3 separate regions of the Homo sapiens genome follow, and regions 1 and 3 are each linked to region 2. Evidence: chromatin loops called from intact Hi-C (ENCODE). Cell type or tissue: endothelial cell of umbilical vein. All regions are shown on one strand. Each heading gives the region's core, and the rest is flanking DNA. Links, peaks and the distances in the headings are about the cores only.

Evidence for each region. A loop is a pair of places that touch in the nucleus more often than their neighbours do. Peaks named below come from ENCODE experiments on the same cell type or tissue, not always from the same donor. Only the 100,000 strongest peaks of a DNase experiment are listed, where the experiment ranks them.
Region 1: it touches region 2 in a loop (9-fold over the local background); 19 of 110 quality-filtered maps call a loop at or near these places.
Region 3: a loop joins it to region 2, with 14 times the contacts of the local background. A loop is called at or near these places in 69 of 110 quality-filtered maps.

What each region holds. Positions count from the first base shown.
Region 1 is chr4:26,327,186-26,335,680 of GRCh38, reverse strand. All of the region lies in intron 1 of RBPJ (recombination signal binding protein for immunoglobulin kappa J region), which reads right to left. Among named protein-coding and RNA genes, the nearest start is that of RBPJ, 10 kb to the right of the region's middle. RefSeq lists an enhancer at 4,440-4,734. In endothelial cell of umbilical vein, for the core only: a CTCF peak has its summit at 5,286 (motif pointing left); a DNase peak (open chromatin) is centred at 5,310.
Region 2 is chr4:26,715,633-26,724,127 of GRCh38, reverse strand. It overlaps TBC1D19 (TBC1 domain family member 19), which reads right to left. Exons shown (of 21, transcript NM_018317.4): 14 at 6,111-6,195; 15 at 4,003-4,047. Among named protein-coding and RNA genes, the nearest start is that of TBC1D19, 140 kb to the right of the region's middle. In endothelial cell of umbilical vein, for the core only: no CTCF peak of the experiment used is centred there; a DNase peak (open chromatin) is centred at 3,997.
Region 3 is chr4:26,455,697-26,464,191 of GRCh38, reverse strand. No RefSeq gene overlaps it. Among named protein-coding and RNA genes, the nearest start is that of CCKAR, 31 kb to the left of the region's middle. In endothelial cell of umbilical vein, for the core only: a CTCF peak has its summit at 4,852 (motif pointing left); a DNase peak (open chromatin) is centred at 4,791; H3K27me3 peaks cover 802 bases.

The DNA of each region.
Region 1 (8,495 bases), core at 380-8,379, 390 kb after region 2:
AGCACTGCACTCCAGCATGGGAGACAGAGCCAGACTCCGGCTCAAAAAAAAAAAAAAAAAAAAGAAGTAAGCATATGTGGGCTGGGGAAGTTGACATGGCTGTGACAATAGTCTATGAGATGAAGCAGCCTGGAGAGTAAGGCAATGGCAGCGAGCAAAAAGAAGAGAACGCAGAATATCTGATAAGAAATAATGGATGCAGGCCGGGCACGGTGGCTCATGCCTGTAATCCCAGCACTTTGGGAGGCCAAGGCGGGTGGATCACGAGGTCAGGAGATCGAGACCATCCTGGCCAACATGGTGAAACCCTGTCTCTACTAAAATACAAAAAATCAGCCGGGCGTGGTGGTACACGCCTGTAGTCCCAGCTACTCAGGAGGCTGAGGCAGGAGAATCACTTGAACCCAGGAGGCGGAGGTTCCAGTGAGCCGAGATCACGCCACTGCACTCCAGCCTGGGTGACAGAGCAAAACTTCATCTCGAAAACAATAATAATAATAATAAGAAAATAAGAAAAACTGATAGTGGGAGGAAATAAGGAAGTTACTGAAGTTAACGTTTACCTGTGGCAGCCAGATGGACAACAGCACTATAACAGATATCAAGTCTATTTTATAGGATGGTATCACAGATACAGGTGGTAAAAAGAACAAGTTGTTTTGGAAAAGGCAAGTTTAATGAGCCTGCAGAACAACCAGTAGGAATTTTTAAAATGCGAATCTAAACATCCACACTAATGACACAGACATAAAGTCAAAGAATACAGCAAGAGGAAGACAAAAACTGCAAATCACAATACTTAAGATTGGAAGAGAAGTAGCAAAGAGAAGATGGAATAATCAAGAAGTGGAGATAGTAGCTTGTTAGTCAAGAATAAAGACATAACATAACAAAACAAAACACAAGATGCAGAAAAATGAAATAGGCTGATGACTGAAATGAGGTTTGGGGGTCTGGTAAAAGGAGGTTATTTACTGATGGCCTGGGGTGAAAATCAGGTTTTAATATGTAAGCATAAGGGAAAATAAAAACAAGACCAAGTCAAGAGATGAATAAAAGGCATGGCAGTAGCTTGAGTTAAGAAAGGAAACGGACGTTAAGCAATCCTTATAGACCAGGCCTAGTCTTGCAGCCCCTTTGCATACACACGTTTGATCCTCAGAAGAATTCTCATGTATGCTCTCCTTTGTACAAAAGGGAAAACTTAAGTTGCAATGCAATTAAGTAACTTGCCCAAGGCCACACAGGATGTATACAGAATTTAAAAACCTAAAAATTGGTCTGTAGGCAAAAAAGGAATATTAGAAAAAAAAAAAGAAAATACAAAGCAGAAAAGTTGGGCCAGGCATGGTGACTCATTCCTGTAATCCCAGCACCTTGGAAGGCCAAGGCAGGCAGATCAACTTGAGGTCAGGAGTTCGAAACCAACCTGGCCAACGTGGTGAAACTCCACCTCTACTAAAAATACAAAAATTAGCTGGGCATTGTGGTGGGCGCCTATAATCCCAGCTACTCGGGAGGCTGAGGCAGAAGAACTGCTTGAACCTGGGAGGCAGAGGTTGCAGTGAGCCAGGATAGCATCACTGCGCTCCAGCCTGGGCGACGGAGCGAGACTCCATCAAAAAAAAAAAAAGAAAAGGCAGAAAAGTTGGATTAACTGATAGAACAACATCCCAGGGATGCCCTGACAAAATTATTTTAAAAATTATGTCCGAGCCATGTACAGTGGCTCACAACTATAATTCCAGCACTTTGGGAGGCCAAGGCAGAAGGATCGCTTGAGCCCAGGTGTTGGAGACCCTGTCTCTACAATAAAAATAAAAATTAGGCAGGCATGGTAGTGCAAGCCTGTAGTCCCAGCTACTTGGCAGGCTGAGGCAGGAGGATCACTTGAGCCTGGGAGGTCGAGGCTACAGTGAGCTGTGATTTTGCCACTGTATTCCAGCCTGGGTGACACAGTAAGATCCTATCCCAAGAAATAAATAAAATTAAGCCAGGCACAATGATGCATGCCTGTAATCTCAGGTACTCAGGAGGATGAGGCAGGAAGAATGCTTGAGCCCAAAATTTCCAAGTCTGCCTGGGTAACAGAGTGAGACGTCCATCTCAAAAAAAAAATTTTTTTTAATTTAAAAAACTTTTTAAAAATGAAATACAAAATTTTTACCTAAAGATACATTACGCTACTTCAGAGAAACTTTGAGCCCAAAGACTAGTCTAATCAAGTGTAACTTTAAAAATAAGTTTATTTCCTGGAAATTCATTTAAAGTAATCTAATAGATAGAGATACCACTTCCCTCACATTGTAGTTGAGGACTGAGTAGATATTCAACAAAGTGTTAGCTCCCTGGCACCTTTAATATTATGTTTGCAAAACTACTGAAATTTTTAAAATAGAATCGAATGTCAGCGTTTCCATTTCTTTAAATTAAGAAATATATCGTTGTTCCTTGGTATCCGCAGGGGATTGCTTGCAGGATCCTCCCATACATCAAAATCCACACATACTCAAGACCGGCAGTCAGCTCTCCATATACACTATTCTTGCATCCCATGAATACTGTATTTTCCATCCAAGTTTGGAGGAAAAAAATCCACATATAAGTGGACCCACTCAGTTCAAATCTGTGTTGTTCAAGGGTCAAAGGTACTCCCAATTGTTAACAGTGATTATTTCCTGGTATAAGACTATAGTGGCTCACTTTACACAATATACTTAAGTAACTTTTGAGGCCAGGCATGGTGGCTCATGCTGGTAATCCCAGTGCTTTGGGAGGCCAAAGTGGGAGGATCACCAGAGACCAGCAGTTTGAAACCAGCCTGGGCATCACAGTGAGAGACTCCGTCTCTACAAAAAATACAAAAATTAGCCAAGACTGGTGGCGAGTGTCTGTAGCCCTAGCTACCTGGGAGGCTGACATGGAAGGATTGAGTCCAGGAGTTTCAGGCTTCAGTGGGATATGATGGCACCACTGCACTCCAGTCTGGGTAGCAAAGCGAGACCCTGTCTCAAGAAGTAAATAAATAACTTCTGAATTTCTTATAACAAACATTACTTTTCCAACAAGAAAAATAATCAAGATGATTATTTTATACAGATGTGAAATCAATTAATTTCTAAGAAAAATTTCCATATCAAGATGGTCATTTCCCTGAAATAACTATGAAAACAAGCTAAAAATTAAATAAATGCCTTTTAAATTACATTAGAATTTAAACAAAAATGTATATGGTAGCTTAGGTGGACAGCTGATTTATTTGTATTTAATTATTTAAGCAACTGACAATTTCCAGGACTTAGGGTACCTAAGAAACTGCTGTTTAAGTAAATGACATGTCAGTAAATCCTGTGTGCAAAGTGTACATATCACATTGAATACATGGGAGGAAGGCCAGGACAAAGAATGGCTTACTTACCAATAATTATGAAATAACCTCTGAAAGGTCTTTTTTTTTTTAACATTACAATAGTGACATGGCAACTCCCATTAATTAGTAATATCCATTTAATCAAATAATGACACTCATTATTATAAGCTGTAAGTAAATTACCATATACTATCACTTCTATCTTGGGAATGCTGAAATTAATTCACTTCCTTGACATGTGGATAAGCATGGATGACAGATACAACAGACTTAATGAATCCCATAGTCAAGAGAATAATATTGCCTTGGCATATACACTAGAAAAAATTCACTACACACATCATCATCATGTTCATAAACCAGATCATCTTTCAGTATAAAATTTCAAGTTGTAGCCTCTCTTCTCTGTATGACAGCCTTCTTTCTTTTCACTCTCCTCTGTCCTTCCATCTTCCCTTCCAGAGGCTGTGGAAACAGCCAGCTGCAATTTATTGCAGGTGGCATAACCAAGAAGCTAGAGAGAAAAGAGGCAGAGACTGGAGTAAGCCAGAGGTAACTGCGTCCAGCCAGTTCTCGAGTAGGAGCAACTGAAGCAGAGTGGATAAGGAGGTGTGCAGTGAGGAGGACAACTATGTTCCTGAAGAGGCCACCTGGTCAGTTAGAAATACAAGACAAAGATCATAAGCAGCACCAAAAACAGGAACACAGCAAACGAGGAAAGAGCAGGCAGGCTCCGAGCTGACCATTTAATGAAGCAACACTGGCCGCCGCACTCTACCCATCAAGGCTTGGGTGCTGAGGGATTTACAGTCTTGCTCTAAGTCTGCACATATGAGAAAAAGGGCTATTTTTTAAAAATGCATGTAACATTAAAAGGCAGCTGAGTGAGATAAATAGAAAGGTATGGGAAAAAAAAAAACATAACGTTGGGTACAGGGGTTCACACTTGTAATCCCAGCACTTTGGAAGGCTGAGGCCGGCAGATCCCTTAAGCCCAGAAGTTTAAGATCAGCCTGGGCAACATGGAAAACTCCGTCTCTACAAAACCCAGCTAGGCATGGTGGCGTGCACCTAGTCCCAACTACTCAGGAAGCTCAAGTGGGATGATTACGAGCTCGGGAGATTGAGGCTGCAGTGAGCCATGACAGCACCACTGCATTCTAGCCTACGTGACAGCAAACCCTGTTTCAAAAACAAAAGACTAACACAGGCCTTCCCCTCCCCCTAAAACAAACCAGGAACTAGCTCAGTCACTGAATGTGTCTCAGCCATTATCTAACCTGTCTGTGTAAATGAATGGGTACTTTTAGAATATATGATTAGTAAGGTCTTCTCTGGCTCTAAAATTTCCTGAATCTAATGGATTTAATAATATATATCACACGTGTCACACAGGATGTAGTTACCTTTCTATGTTATGTAAGTTACCATTAGATGGTATGTTACTTCTCAATAGGAAGAGTACAATACAAATAAGAGCACACAGAATCATAGCCTAGCATCAGTACACACCACGCTTCATCATCGTTCATCAAATCCTCTGAGAAACAAATCCTCACAATATCTTCCTTTAAAGCAATTTACGCAGTCATAACAACAAAAAACAATGCCTAAAATCAAACCATCATGCCTCACTTTAAGCACATTGAGAGATGGGGAAATGTGCTTTGTTCACTTGTGAATTTCATTGAGCTTCCATTCTGCTTCTTTCTACAGGACATATTCTAAAGGCATTACACTTTTCTAATTTTCAACAGTCTAAATGAGTTTTCTATATGATATGTGTTTCATATTCCACTTCAAAAAATATAGGTACAGAAAAGGCAAAAAAGTGAATATAATCCGGGGGTCAGTTTCTACGTGGGTTTCTAGGTAGAAAAACCTATCTATGCTGAATGTCAGCTTTATCAAGACCAAGAGCCACCTAGTGGCAAGTGTTATATATTACCAAATCTGCTCAAGCCATATTCATCCAGCAAATAACATTCTGGCAGATGGTAGGTGCTCCACAATTGTGCAAGGTAAGTAAAATAATTGCTCCTTTTCTTATGAAGCTCACTGACAGATTAAACAATCAATTACAGATAAATTTATATAATTGCAGAACAATGTTAAGTGTAACAGAAGTATGCAAAAATAAGCATCCAGCATTTATTAAAGACCTACAATAAGCACAACACTTTGTTAAAAAGGTTCTCTTGTATCTGTTCACCTTACTCAGAACTTTCCCTTTTCTGATTATTTTATCACCAGGTTTTAATTTCAGGTTTTTTCCTACCCTCCCTTCTGAAGGGGGTGTACCCCACTCCCATCTTACCCTTTAAATTCCACACTTCAGAAAAGGGGTAAGGAGAACCTATTTATTGAGCACCTACTATTACCAGAACCAAGCTAGGCATTTTCTTTTTTTTTTTTTGGAGACAGAGTCTCACTCTGTCGCCCAGGCTGGAGTGCAGTGGCGTGATCTCGGCTCACTGCACGCTCCGCCTCCCGGGTTCATGCCATTCTCCTGCCTCAGCCTCCCAAGTAGCTGTGACTACAGGCGCCTGCCAACACGCCCAGCTAATTTTTTGTATTTTTAGTAGAGACAGGGTTTCACCGTGTTAGCCAGGATGGTCTCGATTTCCTGACCTCGTGATCCGCCCGCCTCGGCCTCCCAAAGTGCTGGGATTACAAGCGTGAGCCACCGCGCCCAGCCGGCCCAGTAGGCATTTTCTATCTCTTATTAATCCTCACATCAATACCATGAGGTATTATTTTCTTCCATTTTTTAGACAAAGGAAAAGACCTAGCTTAAGTGAAATGCTCATAGCCACAAACTTATTTTAGTGACTTACAGTACAATTATTCCCAAGTTCCCTACATCACCCTGCCTCAAAAAGAGCTTCTTGGCCTATTCATTCCTAGGCCCACCACCAAAATCAGATTTTGATTATATTTCTCTTATGGTGTCCACCAATTCCAATCTATTTTACACTGTTTACATCCAGCCCTACCTCATCTTAAAACCCTCAATGCCGCCAGGAACGGTGGCTCATGCCTGTAATCCTAGCACTTTGGGAGTCTGAGGCGGGTGGATCACCTGAGGTCAGGAGTTCGAGACCAGTCTCACCAACATGGAGAAACCCCGTCTCTACTGAAAATACAAAATTAGCTGAAAGTGGTGGCGCATGCCTGTAACCCCAACTACTCGGGAGGCTGAAGCAGGAGAATCATTTGAACCCGGGAGGCATATGTTGCGGTGAGCCAAGATCGCACCATTGCACTCCAGCCTGGGCAACAGAGCAAAACTCCGTCAAAACAAACAAACAAACAAAAACCTCAATACCTTACCCTTGTCCTCTGTATCCCTGATTAATATTCAAATAATCACCTTAGGCCATCCATAATCACACCACATTGGGAGACCAAGGCAGAAGGATCACTTGAGCCCGGGAGCTCTGGACCAGCCTGGAAAACATAGCAAGGCTGTCTGTACAAAAAAAATGTTTTAAATTAGCTGGGGTTGCTGGCGCACACCTGGGTTTGGTGGCACACACCTATAGTCCTAGCAACTGGGGAGGGTGAGGCAGGAGGATCCCTTGAGCCCAGGAGGTTGAGGCTGCAGTGAAGTACGACTTTGCCACTGTATTCCAGGCTGAGCAACAGAGCAATGAGACTGTCTCTAAAAAACACCAACCAGCCAAAAAACCAAATAATCAGGTTAGCACTCAAGGTCTTCCAAGAGGCTCCCAATTACTTTTCCAGCTTAATTTCCCATCACTCCCTATCAACTCTCACCTTTTCTATGAACTCCAAATGAAGATAATCATTTACATCTGTGTTCCCACCAACACTAAATATCGGTTACAGCACTTACCATAATCTCCCTTACACAATAATTACCTGTGTACACTCTACCAAGTCATGAGCTTCACCAAACCATTTCTTAGCCATCTTTATAGGACCAGCACAAAGAGTGTCTTATACCTAATAAGTGTTCAACTGCTTATTTAATAAATATATTGTTATTAAAACAATACTAAAAGGAGAGCCACTAAAGCATGGTTATACTATTAACATTTTCCTTAACACCCCTCCTACATGTCTTAGGACCCCAGTGTTTCTGCTTACTCCAAATGGTGTATGGATTAGGAGCTTTGTACAGATCTAGGTAATTTTTTGCATGAAAAATGTTATCAAATTAAAAAAAAAAAAAGATGTGAAAAAACATGCTGGCAAAATCAGGCACAATCTTTGCAGATCTGCAGTTTTCCAAAAGGGAACATATACCTTTGTTCTATTTATGCAAACCAGTCTAAAGCTAGTTTGTACTGGAGGAAATTAAGCTATGTCCATAATAGACTGTTCACATTATTTTAAAAAAACTACAATATTACATTTATATTTCATAAAGCAATACTGTACTTCTATAACACAATATCATACTTATAAAAAAGTTTTATAGAGTGAAAAACTTTTTTTTTGAGACAGGGTCTTTCTCTGTCACCCAGGCTGGAGTACAGTGGCATGATCACCATTCGTTGCAGCCTCAAACTCCTGGGCTCAGGCCATCCTCCTACCTCAGCCTCCCAAAGTGCTGGGATTACAGGCCTGAGCTACTACTGCGCCCAACATTAAATATTTTTTCTCCTGTTATGTAAACTTTTTATGAGAAACTACTCTTATCACTTACAACTCTGATTATCATCTCATTAACAATGCACAGATAATCATTAGCTCTTAGGCTAAGACTACTGAATACAAAAAAAAAAAAAAAAAAAAAAAACCTCCAGGGTCAACTTGATTCTCTAGTGTATTCTGCTTCACATCAAATAGATGCAGTTTTCATTGCAAGGCTTTTGCAACTCAGAATGCATTAAAAAAATGTGTTTTCTATATTTTATTTTTTGTAAACTTAAAATAGTATAAATATTCCCAAGATTGCCGTAAACTTCACCAATATGACTGAAAAGCTCTCAAACTTACCATTATGCATTGTCTCAACACAACAAAATTACACAAATATCTATACGGATAGGTAATTACTACCACTTACAGTGCCTGTGACGCCTTCCCCAACCTCCTACAGTAAATATGACATGTTCGGAAATACATTACCCTTTTTAGACCATTAGGGTATCAT
Region 2 (8,495 bases), core at 157-8,156:
AGACTATCAAGCTTATTCCTGCCTTCAGACATGCTGTGTACTCTCTTCTGGAACGTTCTCCCATTTCATTGCATAGCATACTCCATATAGTCTGTCTCTGTTCATATTCCACCTCCTCAGAGGCACCTTTCCTGACTACTTGATCTAAAATGGCTATGCCCATCCCAACTTCCTACAATTTCTGCTCCCTTTCATTGTTAAGTTCATCATTCTTTGAAATTACTTTCATTCATTCATCCTTTGTTGATTGACTGATGATTGACTGATTTTATGTTCCCCTTACTAGAAGGTAAGCTCCTTGGCAGCAGGTACTTTGTTTGTATCATTTACTGTGGATCACCCTCCTACAACAGTGACCTAGGCTAAATAAATATTTATCAAATGAATAAAGACAATTTATATGTGTTGAATAACAACAAAAAATATAAAAAGCTTATAAAATTCTTCTGAGAAGTCTCCCTTAGTTCAGAAATTTTGCTCACTAGCTGTTTGGGGAATCTACTAGAGGAAATCTGTCCATTGGTGATTCTTCAAATGAAGTGAGAGAACAAAATGTCTGATGCCACCATAGCCTGTCATTTCCCTCCCAGGGAAGGTAATCACAGGCATGTTGGGGGTAGTGGTGAGAAAACCTCTGCCACCCTGTAAGCACTGGCCTGGTCAGGGAATGAGAGTGTGTCAGTGAGCTGCAGGCTAACCTCTATGTGTGGTCCCCTGAGACCAAGAAAGCCACAACAGTTTTGGTGGTAGTAGTGACAGAGGTGTCAAGATTTCAAAGTAATAATATCTTTGGCAGAGGTTCAAAACAGGGTGGGTAATATAAAAATGCTGCTAAGTATTGCCTTGAGTTAAAAAAAAAAGCGGGGGAGAGTAGATTGACTGGTCTTTGTCTCTTCTTGTTCTGAAACTTCAGAATCATTGCCCAGAGAAAAGTGTCCTCCTTGATTCTGGCAAGTTCTAAAACAACCTGAGAGGAGAAATGATTCTGTAGAACTAAATTTATGAACAGCTGTGGGCTTATCTCATTAAGGATTAAACAGTTTTCATTCTGGATGAAAATCTTTCTAGAACCTATCACATACATCCTCTACCTTTTTATTACATTAACTACTTTCCTTTCTTCCCAAATTCACTATAATGAGCTCAGCAACATCTTCTGAGGCAGTAGGGCATCCTGATAAGAATGTTGCTTCTGAAGCCAGACAGCTTGGATTCAAAGCTTGGCTTTGTCACTCACCTGTTGGGCAGGTTAACACTCTATGCCTCAGTTTCTTTATCTGTAAATAGGGATAATATTAGTACCTTCCTCATAGGTTCTTGTAAGGACTAAATGAATTAATATATGTCATATACTTAACACATTGCCTGGGATATAGTACTGCTTGGAAAATGTTTGCTGCTGCTGCTATAACTATACTGTTACAATTATTACTATAGCGAGATTTTTTTTGGTGTCTTGAGCTCATTATAAAGATGCTAAATTATAATATGCTGCAACTTAGTGATACCTTCTTAAAGGGCACAGTGTTACTAGCTTTTACATAAAATGGCCCCAGACTGATTTGCTGGAGTGGTCTAATACGCTGTTTTATAGCTCCTGTATTTTCCTTTGTGAAGTCTCCTTTTTACTTCTCACTGTTGTTGCTATTTTTTCATATCTATATCAGCCTTTTCCATGCTTCTATTTTTGTAGGAGGCATAAAAAAGAGTTAACCAATTTGTTAGACATGTGTGTTAAGTAAAAGCTAATATATTCTAAACTAAGTTGAAAAAACACTTCTATGGATGGAGAGAAGAACTTGAGTCCATGGACAACTCTTTTGGCTATTCAGAGGTATTTTGTTATTGTTTCTTGCTTCTTAGATAAAATATAAAAAGTTACTATAAAAGTAAGTTTCTGGGATAATAGATGTAACAATGGTAATATATAAAGTTAAAATTAACAAACCTCTAATTGAGTTCAAATAAATACTCATTACAGTCCTATTACATGCTAGATACTGAGGCAACAAAAATGAATGATATGGCTCTGAACTACAAGAAGCTTGCAATTAAGAGGAGGAGATAAAGTATAAACAAACAATATCAAGATAACATAGCTAGAGATACCAAAGAGTTTAGACCAGGTACTATGGGAGTCTAGAGGAAGGGCCCTTAGCCTAACCTGGGGATTCAGGGAAAGCTTCCTGAAAGAGGATCATGCCTAAACTGAGCTTGATGACAGCCAGGTGAAGAAAGGTTAGATGGGCTATTCTAAGCATGGAAACATGAGAAGTGATGAGACAGGAAGCAGCATAGTGCTTTCGTGAGAGTATGTAGCTGTGGGTATAAATAATAAATAGTTTGATATTGCTATAATTAAAAATGAGATGGGAAATAGTGGAAAATGAAGCTAGGAGGTAGACTATAGGGATCAGACTCAAGAGGTCCTCATATGTCATGCTGAGAAGCTTGAATATCACTTGTTAAGAGATGGGAAGCCATTAAGAACACTTTGAGAAAAATGGCAATTTGCAGATTTTCACTTTAGATGTATAACTCAAATGAGCAGTGTAAAAGACAGCAAAACTAGAAAAGACTGTGGGAAGAGGGACCAGTTAGATGGTTGTTGCAATTAACAAGCTAGAGATAGTAAGAACTGAAAGGAGACAAGGCAGCGGGGATGGTGTGGAAGAGAGGGTTCCAGACGTATTTGGAAGATAAAATTGGAAGGTCCTCGCGACTTATTAGATGAGTTGGGGACAAGGTGGAGAGAAATCTAGGATGGCCTTGAGTTACTAGGAAGATGACAATTCAATTAACTGAGAGAGAAATAGGTGGGTTTTTGTTTTTTGTTTTTTAATTTAGTTTCTTCTTTTTTCTTTTGGGGGTGGGCATAAGAAGATAAAACAGTGAGTTCAGGCTGGGACATATTAAGCTTTAGGTAGTTATGGGAGAGGTACGAACTGGATATATTTTAGAGTAATTAACAATAGATAGAATCATAAAAGCAAATGGCAGCCCCTAGATAAAAGTAAGAAAAGAGAAGAGCAGCAGAACAAGAGTGAGATATTAAAAGAGGGACAGAGGTAGATGGCCCATGAAACTGAGATTCCATATTGAGAGACACAGGGAGAGAACAGCGCCATGAAAGCCAAAGCCACGTATGAGTTTTAGATATAGTGATCAGTAAAGTTAAACACACTCATAACAGCTACATCTTCTGAGCACTCACTACATGTCAGGCACTTTGTGGTTTTATATACCATATCTCATGTAATCTATTATCCACATGGTACAGATGATGAACCTGAAGTTCAGAGAAGTCATGTAACTTACTTAAGGTCATAGGATAAGCTGGAAGAATTGGGATCTGAACCCAAGTCTGCTGGATTACAAAACCCATGTTCTTAACTCTGCTGGAGTAAAAGAACTTCTTCAGGATGCAACTTAATATTATCATAAGGACTGCTATATATTGCTTTTCCAAGAAGCATATCTTAAAACCTGTCTAGTTATCTCAAAAGAATATTTAATGTCTAATGAGGTCATTATATATTTGATCACTTTATAACATCAAAATAGGTGATTTCAGTGATACCTTTTAATAATATTTTTGTTTCATAAATACTACATTGGTCAAATTATGAGAACAATAAGGTGCAATACAAGATAATCCACTCAATTGAGTAAAGCCCAGCTCCAAAAAACCCAAAAGGAAGGTCTGCATTGGATTAGCTAGTGTTCTTCACAGGAAAATGAAGTGCCTTGGACTTAGATCTAAGCATACTCAGCTTTCTCACAGGTTTACTGTTGGTCCCAGGGAGAATCAGAGAGAGTATGCATAATTTAGCACAAACCTACCACAAATGTGGAGGATTTCATTAAATTATACATTCTATGGAAGGTTTATTTTAGATAATAAATGATTATCCATTAAAGAGAATAAGAAAGTCACATTTTGATTATAAAAGTTGTAATTTTTTCACTTCCCACTAGAGGAAGCAATAGCATTACTCTTACCATTTGGTGGGTAAAAGACAGCATATTCTTCCAGTCCTAGTTTTCCTATAAGAGAAAACCATAGAGGATTTCAATATGATTAAGTAAATAAATCTTTAAAAATCAACTTATTTTGTGAATGTACTAACAACGGAATTTTAAAAACTACTATAAACTGATATGTCATTTCATGATATGAAATTAACTTAAAAATGTACCAGCCAATCTTTTGGTATTAGCAAACCCTTTCATCAATTAAAGTAACACGAACATAAGTACAACAGAAGCGACACAAAACAACCAAAAGAACAAACGCTTTCAAGTTCCTTAGGCACTTAAGAAGAGAAGTATCTATTTATTATGCATAAAATTGTTTTGCTAATTACAAATAAGTCTAATCTATTCATTAAAGCAAGTCTTAAGCTTTGTAATACTGTGTGTACACTTTTATGGAATGTGCTGAAAGTTAAAAATTAAATGACTAGCTGTATGGTGGTCATATTTTCTGAATACCAAAACAGTTCACATGATTTCAGAATGGGGCTGAATATTTGAAATCAGAGTTGTCCCAGAAAAGTAAAGTATATTCACAATAGTCAAATATTTAAGAGAGTTTTAAAAAGTATCTTTCCTTTAAAACTCTTAAAAGTTCTCAGTTTTTTCCACCTTCCACTGAATATCTTTAAATAGCTTTTACTTTGACAGTTTTTCTAACACTTTTGAGTTTATTGAAAAGTCACTTGTATTTTTATACTGGGCTAAGAGTAATATTTTTAGTTAAAAAAAGTTCTTTTTATTCTTGTTAGGGGTGGTGACAGAGACGAAATGAAGAATAAGAAGTGTGAGCAGTTCAGGTTAGGGTGGAAACAAAAAGGATTGATCTTGTGAGCAAGAAGAGAATGGAATAATGAATAGGTAGGTAGGTAAGTAGATAAAATTGATTACTGGGCTAGATGCTGAGAGGCAAACATATATATGTTCTCTCAACCATGTGGTTTATAGTCCAGACTAAACCATGAAACATTAGGGTATATTTGCTAACTTTTCTAGCACAGACTTTAAGTGTTTAGAAGTTCAGAGGAGAGAGAAATAGATGATGGGTTGGTGGACATGGTGAGGTACTGGCTAGTTCTTCAAGGACCTATGATTTTTAAGGTTGGAAAGTGGGAAGCCTTCCACATGCAGGGACTATAGGGAGGCTAGAACGAATATGGGGTATTGTGGAATAATCAGGGAAGCAAAGTTAGTTAGGTTAGGACAGTATCAACTGGTCAAAGGCCTTAAAATCCTGGCTGAGTTTAGAGGTGAGCTCAGTAGATAATTCAGTTTACAATCAGTTTTTCAGCAGAAGACTTAAAGAAACAAACAAAAGGTTTCCATAAATTCAATTTAGAAGCAATGGACCTAAGAAAACCTTATGTTAGGGGTAGCTGAAATCCAGCACAAGGTTATGTGGCCTCTCCTAGGGTAGGAGGTGGAGCAATCAGGCAGATAGTTCAGACATAAGAGATACAGGAGAAAGTTTCTTTCTTCATGGAAATGGCAGAATGACCATACACAATGAAGTCTGAGCTTTCAGTGTTGGGTGTTCACCATTTAATAAAAAGGAAAAGTTGGGAAGGGCATTCAGCTGAAGTTAATTGTATCTTCAGATGATGGCAGGATATTGATATTTTATAAGCAGCTGGTGATAAAGAGGAGAAAAATAACTAAACTAGACATTGGAGAGCTAAAAGCATATAAATTGTATCAAAGTTTTGTGTGTGGTGGAGCGTTTTGAGAGAAGTATAGATTGTTAAAAAAAGTAGAAAAAGCAAATCTGTGTTATAAACTTAGAAAGAAAAAGAAAAGTCAACAGATATGACATAAAAACAACAATAAAGGGTAGAGCACACAGGGAAGACAGAGAAAGTAACTTGAAATGCTGCTTCTGGGAACCACTTTCCCGTGATTTGTGATAAATTACTTGGGCACTGATTTGAGGTATGAAAGGATAATTACGGTCATCTGAGAGAAATCTTAAGTAATTTATAATAATTTGGCAACACCACTATCTCCAAAAATAAAACAAATATTCTTGGCATGATTATGTAAGTCTTAATACTTCCTTAAAATTATTAAAAATTTACCTCTTATGTATGATTTTGGTGGCGAGGCACTGTTGAATGCAAAGTGACTCAACACAGATGTATCCCGGGAAAAACAAAGTAATACCTGAATATAACATTGGAAAAAAAATAGCAATTAAGCACTATTATAAAACCAGGTAATTCATTATTTCCTACTCAGGAGGCATCCTTCAAGTTCAAGTACCGTGCCTTGCGGTGGGAAGAATGCCCTTTATCGGTATACCTTTGGTAAGCATTACAGTGGGATGCCAAATTCTTCCAAAGAGTTCTCACCATTTGCTACCTCAACTTTGAAGAGCAGAAAATGCAAACTGCTAACTAACAGTTGACTCTTCTCTTGTGTTTTCTATCTGGACAAGAGAAGCACCTGGGGGAAATTTAACAGATGAAAAATGTATGGAGAAGACCCTGAGTAACTATTGTGACATAGAGCAATTTGGGAAGTGCAGGAAATGAACTTGACTCATACTGGGATGCATCACGCAGTTAGGCATGTCAGGGTGGGAGGGAAGGCAACTCGTGGTACTTAGAAAGGACAGCAGCAGCAGTAGAACAAGTGGTTGCCTAATAAAGGGTAGAAGCTAGCTGTCCTGACCAGTAGGGTAGAGTATGTCAACTCTATGTGGAGATGAAAATAGGCACAGTAGAAAGTCAGGATCAAGGATGTCCATTAGGAGGTACTAGATTGAGGACACCAGCCTGGAATTTGGGAGCAGCAGTCCAAGACCCAGTAAGGCCATTAGTGACAGGAAATCTGGGTCTCAGTATTAGAAGACCTGGGATTCTAAAAATATTACCAAGAAAAGAACTCAAGATGACTGAAAAGGCAGAACAGGTGCACAGAGTCAGGCTGAACTAGCAGCAAGAGTGAAGGGAGAGGAAAAATCCTTGTGTCCAAGACACAAGAAAGGGGATACAGCTTTGGAAAAAAGGATAGGTAATGGAGATTGGGAATCAGTCAGGTTCACTGGTGGAATGCATATCAACCACTGCCACTGCTTTGTTTTCATTATATTTTAAATGACTACATAAGTGGTACATGTTAATGACAAATTTAGAAATACAGAGTATTGGCTGGGCATGGTAGCTCATGCCTATGATCCCAGCACTTTGGGAGGCCAAGGCAGGAGGATCACTTGAGCCCAGGAGTTCAAAACCAGCCTGATCAACATGGTGAAACCTCATCTCTGTTTAAAAAAAAAAGATTAATTTTAAAAATAAAGAAATACAGATGATAAACAAAAGGGGAAACAGCCATAATCCCATCAGTCTTAATAATTTGAGGTATATCCTTTCAGACTGCTTTTTAACATACTCATACATATAATTTTTTCAAACCAAACAGGATTATATGTAGTTTCTTTTCACTATTGTAAGATAAATATTTCTTACACATTTTTATGTTGCAGAATATTCCACTGTATGAAAGAACAATAATTTATTTAACCTGTACTGTTGTTGAACATTTAATTATTTCCACTTTTCCCCAACTACAAACAACACTAGAGTGAATTTACTTATGACTAAATATGTACGCCTTTAGTTATTTAAATTCCAAAAACTGGACCACCTGTCTGGTCAATTGCTTTGGGCATTTTTAATTGAACGATGCCTCTCCCACATTTTCTTTATTTACTTCTACCTGACTCCTGTAAGCTGTAAGATTTACCTACACGTATTCAACCTGCCATGCCTTTTACTTACTTTTATCCCCCCTGTTCCATTCTGGATGACTTCCTCAGATTATTTTTTAGTCAGTTCACTAATTCTCTTCTTCTGCCCCTACTATGCACCAGGCACTGTTCCTTGTGTTTGGAATACATAAAAGGAAACAAACAAAACACCTCTTTTATGGAGTTTAATTATGATGGAGCAGAATGTGTGTAACAAATAGCAAATATGATAGATAATTACATTATATAGTGTATTAGGTAGCAAGTGCTATGGAAACAAGATAAAGGGGAACAGAGAAAGAGTGGGTGACACTTTAAAGAGGCTGTTCAGTGTAGGCTTCCTTGAGAAGGTGATATCTAATCAAAGATTGAAAGGAGTTGAGAAACTTAGCATGCGGATATATGTGCAAAAGCATTCCAGGAGACTTGTTAGGAGACTATTGACAGTGGCTTTCACTAAGATGGCAGCAGTGTGTGGCAGATGTATGACACACCACCCAGAGATCCTCCTCTAGGAATGAAGGACTAACTATAGCAGCTGGTAGTGCTGTAGCAAATAGCCCTCAGCAGCCAGCTCTTTTCATGGACTACCTCTGCTGGAGAGAGCTATTTTGCTCAAATATCAAGGTCACACCCTTTTCCTGAAATGGCCTATATCTGATGAAGAGGATGCAAGGGAAAAAGGTCTGAAATGCTTGTCCCCAGCTCAGGA
Region 3 (8,495 bases), core at 125-8,124, 260 kb after region 2:
TCCTAGAGTTCAAAGTGAGTAGTGGAAATAGAGGAGCATTTAGGAGAGAGGAGTTATTTGCAGAATAAAATTATAGTGCATTGACAGGGTGGTGGGGGCAACATGATGTAAAGACCCTCGACCTTAGTTAAGGTTCAATGTCCTAATTCTGTGAGGACCCAAGGAAACTAAAAGGGATGAATGCAATGCAAGATACATTGTGAGATTGGTAAAGGTGGCCTTTGATATGCAGGCTGCCTGTGGAAGATTCAATTATTGCTCAGCAAACATCACCACTAGTACCTCCATGGGAAGCATACACTTCCCTCTCCCAGCTATATTGGGATTCACTGTGTGACTTGCTTTGGCCAAAAGAATGGGGGTCCGAAGTGACAGTGGGCAAGTTTTAAGCCTAGGACTGAAGAGACATGAGTGGAAACACTCAGTATGAAGCTGGTCCAAGAAGGACAAGAGAGACCCAGGGCCAGATCAGGTTCTTATCTGCAGCTTGGAGCCAAGCCTAAAACAGATGAGGCTTGAACCCAAGTTGACCAATGGCCACATGAGGGAAAAATAAATGCTCAATGTGTGTCACTGAGTCTGGATGTTTTTGTTACACAGCATTACTGTAGTGGTAGCTGACTGATACACTGTCCTTTATTTCCTACCACCTCTCTCTACATGTCTCCCTATCTTTCTCGTCTGCCTTCTCCCTACCAAAACTTTTCAACCTAAAAGTCTGGGGTTGAGCTTTCACTTCTTAGACTGAATTTCAGTTACAGACTTTCTCCTCCCAAACGTATGTGTTTTTCAAGTCTTGTCTCTTTGCAAAAAGAAAGACTTTGCTATTAGGATTTGAGAAATCAGCAGTCTCATGAGAACGACATTTACAAGCTGAGGACATTTTCTAGGGTATCCTGGTTTCGTACTCCTAGCAGCCTAGAGTGAGGCAGACCCCAGCATAGAGCTCATTTTTCAGGAAGGCTCAAAATCCTGCAAGAAGGGCTTAGCAAAAGCCATGCATCTGTTTCATTCTATCATTTGCTCAGGGAAAGTTGAAGCCTGTTGGCAATTCTAGCTGGGCTTATGAGGACTTCTCTTCCTCTTCACCCCTCCCTCAAAGTTTGGCCAGATCCGCAGTCCAAATGGCAGTATGTGTTCAAGAAGATGATTAATGTGAGCAGAAGGTTCCAGGAAATCTCTCAGGGCCCTTCTGTTTATTAAATATAAAAACTCATGTTTAAATATAATGTCAAAGGTATGACACACACCAACACGATCCAAGACAGACTGTTGGCTTTAACATTCAATAACTAGAGGTTCTTCAAGTTTTGACTTCTGAGCTTAAAGTCTCTTAAAGATTTTCCAGGAAGGCTCAAACTACTCAAGGAAGAAGTCAGCAGAGGCCAGCGAAGTCCATACATTTGTTTCCATCATCTGTACTTAATGGCAGAAGCTGTGGCTTTTGGGTTGGGGGACAGTGTCTAATTGAGTCAATGTCATGCACTGTATCAGGAAGCCATTCCCTGACAGCCTGGCCTGAGCTAGAGAACACAACTGCATTCTCCCATAGCACCCCAACTTCTCATGTCTATTCATTCATTCCTGTAGGACATAGTTCTTGAGAACCTACTATATACCAGACCCAGCTCCAGGAACTGGAAATGCATGGGTTACAAGACAATGCCCAGGTCTCCTGGTTTAGATTCTAGAGGTGGAGAGACAGACAGCACACAAATAAACACACAGGTGGTTTGATCACAAGGACTATGAAGAAAATGTAACAGTGTGGTGTGGTACACTTGAATGGAAGAGGGTGTGCCACAGGTAGGCAGGGTGGGTAGGGAATAACAGTGACAGAAGTTTCTATGCTGCTTACGCTTTGACACACACCATTCTAAGAACTTCATGTATATTAACTCACTTAATCCTCACAGCGACCCTACGGAGTAGAAGCTGTTACTGCCCCTTTTACAGGTGAGAAAAGTGATACCTAGAGAAGTGAAGTAACCTGCCCTGCTTCACACAGCTGAAAAGCAGAAGAGCTGGAAGGCAGGCCCAGGTATTGGCACCACGAGTCACGCTGTCACCCGCTACCCCACACACTGCCTCACAGAGCAGGTGAGGTTGGAGTGCAGGAATGGGCCAGCCTCATAAAGAGCTGGGGAAGAATATTCTAGACAAAACAGAAAGCGAGGAAATCATTGCAGTCCTTTAGGCAAGAGATGAGGGAGACAAGGACCAGACGGCAGCAATGGACACGGTGATAAGTGGAAGGTTTCAGATCTGTTTTCGCTCTGTGGTGGCATTTCTTATTTAAATACCCACGTTTCCTGATAAGCTGGTAGCTCCACAAGGGCCAATGCCTCATCTATTCTGCTCATCTTATGTCCCCAGTGCCTGCTATAGCATTTAGTTCATAGATTTTTTTTTATAGAGATGGCGTCTTGCTACATTGGCCAGGTTGATGCTTGAACTCTTGGCCTCAAGCAATCTTCCTACCTTGGCCTCCCAAAGTGTTGGGATTACAGGCATGAGCCGCCCCCCTACACAACCTACAGATTTTTAAATAATTCGGTATAGAGTAAGTAATTAGATAAGTAAGTAATTAATGAGCATTAGGCCAGCCTGACGTTGGTTCGAATCCCAAATCCTTCACCTCCTTCACCTGTTTACTGTTCAACTCAGGCAAATTACTTAAGCTCTCTGATCCTCTTTTGATTGTATCTATGATGGGGATAATAAGGCAATCACAGGGTTGAGTGTGGAGAGGATTAAATGAGATAGCTTTTGTAAAGGGTTAATAGCAAGGCAGTCACAAGACAGATGCCTACAGAAATGTTGACATCCAACATTCTTTCCCTACTACATAGAAAACCAGAGTCATTTCAGTGACATGAATCGTTGTAGAATCGAGAGCTGAAAGGGAATCAAAGCCCCTATTACTCAGTATGGTCCAAGGACCAGCCCCATCATGTTAGAAATAAAGAAACTCAGAGGCCCGGTGCAGTGGCTCACACTTGTCATCCCAGCACTTCGGGAGGCCGAGGCAGGCAGATCACAGGAGGCCAGGAGTTCGAGACCAGCCTGGGCAACGTGGCAAAACCCCATCTCTACTAAAAATACAAAAATTAACTGGGTGTGGTGGTGTGTGCCTGTAATCCCAGCTACTCAGGAGGCTGAGGCAGGAGAATCACTTGAATCTGGGAGGTGGAGGTGGAGGTTACAGTGAGCCAAGATAGTGACACTGCTCTCCAGCCTGGGCAACAGAGCAACACCCTGTCTTGAAGGGAAAAAAATAAATTAAAAAAAAGAAATAAAGAAAGTCAAGCTCCACCCCAGACCACTAAAGCAGAACTTCTGGGGGAAAGGCCTGGTTATCTGTATATGTAGTCAGCACCACCACCTTTCCCAAGGGATTTTTTTTTTTTTTTGAGATGGAGTCTCCCTCTGTCACCCAGGCTGCAGTGCAGTGGCACGATCTTGGCTCACTGCAACCTCAGCCTCCAGGGTTCAAGCCATTCTCCTGCTTCAGCCTCCCAAGTAGCTGGTACTACAGGCATGCACTACCACACCCAGCTAATTTTTGTATTTTTAGTAGAGACAGGGTTTCACCATGTTGGCCAGGCTGGTCTCCAACTCCTGTCCTCATGATCCACCCACCTTGGCCTCCCAAAGTGCTGGGATTACAGGCGTGAGCCATTGTGTCCGCCCTCCCCCAGGGGATTCTTATCAAGGAGAAAGTTGGAGTAGGTTGAGCCTGCTGCAGTCGAGGGTCTCGTGTCCTTCGTACTGTCCTGAACACTCACTTGAACCCCAACCCTCTCCCCGCCTGGGGCTTGGTGCCTGGGCCTCCACACTTTGCTGCCAATCCATCTGCTGTTCTTCAGACACCTGCCACTCCAAGCTGGGCTTCCAGTGAATTGAAAGCTGCCCCATCAGACGCCCACGCTGGACTAATCGGCTGGGGCTAGGAGGTTCCAGTAGCATCACGCACAAGGGGAACCTGAGCCTGGTTGGCTTGGCCACCAGCATCACAGCATCCTGGGAGAGGTGCCTTTGGTCCTTGGCAATCCTCCTGGACCACCTGCTGCACCTGAAAAACACAGCAGAACAGGATTCTGACTGTGGAAGGCATCCCCCTGTCTGAATTATCCACCCCATAAGCAAGCCCTAGAGACAGAAGAACAAGAGGACACATTCTTCCAAGCCTCTGAAACATTATCCAGACCTGTCCGTGCCGATTCATCAACTCTGAGCTCAAGGAATCATAAAAGTTTGTTTTTTCATATCTAAGAGATGATCCAACCTTCTGGAAACTAAACTTTCTTCTCTTAGTTCATGCAGAAGTCATTTTAGTGAGCCACAGGATCTGCTTTTCATTCTTGATGACTATACCCATATGGGATTGTTGGGAGAGCCAATAAAGAACGTTTTTAAAAACCTCTCTGTAACAACTTCGCTTTGCACCTCAATACACCTGCTTCGAAAGGTCATTTAGAGACCATTTGTATTGGGATGACAAATGAAGTGATTGTACTAAAATGTAACTTTCATAATGGCAACAATCCTGTGTGCTACAACCGCCCCTCCTGGCACAAAGTGGGCCTTCAGTATAGATTTCTTAATAAATGCCATGAAGTATAGAAGTGCAAGCGGACTTTACAAAGATGCTCATTACAAAGATCATAATTGGTGGCCACGTTTCAGTTCGTTTTTGTCGAAAGCTGTTTACCTTTAAGCCTATGCTATGCTCAGGCTGACTTGTGTGCTCTGTTACATCAAACTACCGAAAAGCCATTTCCCAGACCAAGTTCAAACTTACTGCCATCTACTGGCTAACACTTAAAATTAGCCTTACCGGCATATGTTTAAATTTTAACTACCTGCGTAAAACGGAAAACATTTGCAGAAAATTGTGGAAACATAATCTACCGTAAAGACTTGAGGCCAGGCGGAGTGGCTCACGCCTGTAATCCCAGCATTTTGGGAGGCCGAGGCGGGCGGATCACCTGAGGTCAGGAGTTCAAGACCAGCACGGCCAACATGGTGAAACCTCGTCTCTATTTAAAAAAAAAAAAAAATTACCTGGGAGTGGTGGTGCATGCCTGTAATCTCAGCTACTCAGGAGGCTGAGGCAGGAGAATCACTTGAACTTGGGAGGCAGAGGTTGCAGTGAGCTGAGATCGCACCACTGCACTCCAGTCTAGACAACAGAGTGAGACTTCATGTCAAAAAAGAAAAAAAAAAGACTTGACAGTAGTATTCCATTTTCAAAAGAATGAACGGAAACTACTGTTTTTGCATTAATAGTGTTTTAAAAGGTTACATTTGATGTATATATATATATAATTTAACCTCTAAAATATATATGTCCCCCCAGAGCATTCCTGCAAAAAAAAAAAAAAAAAAAAAAAAAAAAAAAAGCTTAGTTTATAAACTAGAGCTCAATGAAATTTCTAACCAGTAAATTCTGTGACAGCCTCCTTTGATAGATGTGCTGTTTCTGCTGGGTTTGATGCTACTCCTTCATAGACTGTGAGTCTGGGAAGAAGCAAACTGAGGTTGAAAGATGGAGAAGGTCTCCTGAAGATGGTCAGGCCTGGAATGTGGAGATTCAGAAAATCCTGGCACTCAAGAGCATACTGCCCACTCAAAAGCATACGCCAGAAGTCCCCCTACCCCACTCCCCACCAAAAAAACTGGTGTGTATGTGTGTGTATGTGTGTGTGCGCGTGCACACACACGCATGCTTCCTGTGCTTTTTAAATATCTGCAACTGACATGTGGGGAACTTGCAAAGGAGAACAACAGCTGCCTTCACACTGCCCCCTACCCCACACTGCGTATTTAAAGGAAAGTCTGGCCCAACTTTCCTCTGAGTGCAGCAGAAGGAAAACACACACAGACCGCAGCAGAGAAAACCACACAGACATATAAGCAAACAGACAGCTTCAATTTCAAAGATTCTTGCAAGACCCAGTGTGGCTCAGGAATGGCCATCAAGAAGCTGATGGTTCTGGAATGGGCCCTGATGTTTATACACTCAACGCCTGGCTGCTGGTTTTTTTAGACTGACCGGAGTGGCCACTGCCTCACAGAATCACTAAAAGCTCACTCTGCCAGGGGCAGGCAGGCAGACTCTGTTGTAGTCCAGGAAGTGTCCTCTTTCCTTGAAAGTAGATTTAAACTTTCTGAGAATTAATGTTTGTCCCTAGGAACAGGTCTGTGTGCATATGTGTGCATGTACGTATGTGTGTATGTATGTGTGTTTAATGGTTGCCCCTTGGACAACTTCTCACCAGTAGGGAAGACAAACCCCTCATCCCCTCAACCCAACTGACCTGCTGGGAAGTCCCCATGGAACTTATTTATTCTATAAATTCATCCAGTAAATATATTTGGGGCCTTTACAGACACTATTCTTAGCTCTGGGAATACAGTGGTGGAGACAGATGTTTCCATCCTCCTGGGTCTTGCCGTCTGGTGGGTGAGAAAGACAATAAACAAGGACACGAATGCAGGAGCTGCAAGCGCTACATGGAAAATAAAGCAGGGAATGAGAGAAGAGTGAATGAGCTAGGGCGCTGGAGGAGAGAGAATTCTTAGGCTGGCCGTCTTTGAGAGGTGACACCTGAGTGAAGTGAGGAAGTCCACCATGAGGAGATCTGGGAAGAGCAATTCAAGCAAAAGGAAAAGTGGGCATGAAGGCTTGGGGGTGAGGGCCCCTTGGCATTTTCGAGGAACCAGAGAAAAGTGCTTCTTCATATGTGATCTCAATGTATCTTTGCAAAGATCCTAAGAAGTACTGCTATGATCCTCATGTTAAAGATGAAGAAATGAGGCTCAGAGAGGTTAGGTAACCTGTCCAAGGTCATCCAGCTGGCAAATGGCAGAACCAGCAAAGATCCCAGGCAGTGTGGCTGTGGAGTCCAGGCTGTTAAAGAATTTGCCTGGATATAGTAAGAAACCAGCGTTACCTATTACCTGCAAGAGTTGGGTGGGAGGGACTGAGTAGGAGGTGGAGGGTGGATCCCAGGACCAAACCAGTCTTTGTGGATGAAGGGTGGAGTTTCCTTCCAACTGTGTGGCTTATAGAAAATAATCTTTCAGAAGAGCATGTGCTATCTGATGAGAAAGGAAAATGACGGCCTACAGTGTGTCTACACGGGTCCCCAGTGAAGTGTGTGTGTGTTTCCTTGGATGATGGAGACAGTCATATTGAGTACATCACTTTAAATTCCTCCCCACTGAAGACACATGTGCGCTCATTATCCAGCCCCTCTGTAGAGTTTTGCAGCCCACAGGGCATCCCCTCCCCATATCCCTGCCTCCCTCGAGCTGGTGACAACGTGGCAGCATAGGTCAAGGAGGCTGTTTCTAGAGATTCTAGAGAGTGAAGAGATGTCATTCTGACATCTTTTGCAAAATGGAAAATGTGAGGGAGTTAGCCCCCGATGAATCCCTCAGCCAATGGAGGACAAATCTAGTGAGTAAATGCCACCCCCTTTCATTCCTCCAGGAGGCAATTCTAGCTGCATACACATGTCTCCCAAGGTGGTCCCCTGTGGAGTCAAACTCAGTGGCCCACAGTAGTGATCAGCTGGATAATGCACCTTTATGTGGCCTCTCTCTCTCCTTTTTTTTTTTTTAACACTATTCCCAGTCTCCCACTACTGTTTCTTGGGAGCATGCCCAAAATAAACTGCCTGCTAGCTGTTGTCTCAGGCTCTGCTTTTTGAGGGAAGCAAGGCTAAGACCATTGGGACCAGAAGGGTTCTAAAAAGCAGATTCTGTCCAGGCGTGGTAGCTCATGCCTGTAATCCCAGCACTTTGGGAGGCCAAGGTGGGTGGATCACCTGAGGTCAGGGGTTCGAGACCAGCCTGGCCAACATGGTAAAACCCCATCTCTACGAAAAATACAAAAATTAGCTGGGCGCAGTGGTGTGTGCCTATAATCCCAGCTACTCGGGAGGCTGAGGCAGGAGAATCGCTTGAACCCAGGAAGCAGAGGTTGTGGTGAGCCGAGATTGCTCCATTGCACTCCAGCCTGGGCGACAAGAGCAAAACTCCGTCCCCCCCAAAAAATAAAAAAAAAAAATTAAAATAAAAATAAAAGGCAGATGCTGTGGATGAGATTATGGAACCTCGGTGACAGGTTGATTTCCCCAGATTTCCTTTACCCTGGAAGAGGTTGCGATTTGCTTTTCTGGAATTGACGTCTATATCAGATATAAGTTTGCTTTCACTGCCAACAGTATCCTTGCTGGCACCACCACCCAGGACATGGGAACCTGCCTATGATTGCTTCAGATCAAGAGATCTATTTGTGGCCAAGAGGCATGGCAGTGGGTACCCAAACATGGGATCCACTGGCCCTACCATAAACCTGCATCACCTGGAAGCAGCTGCTGTAATAGAATGATGGCACGGACTGGTAGTGGTTGAGCTAAAATGACAGTTTAAGCACCCGCCCTATGGGGCTGGGGAGCTGTCCTTCAGGATGTGGCATGAGC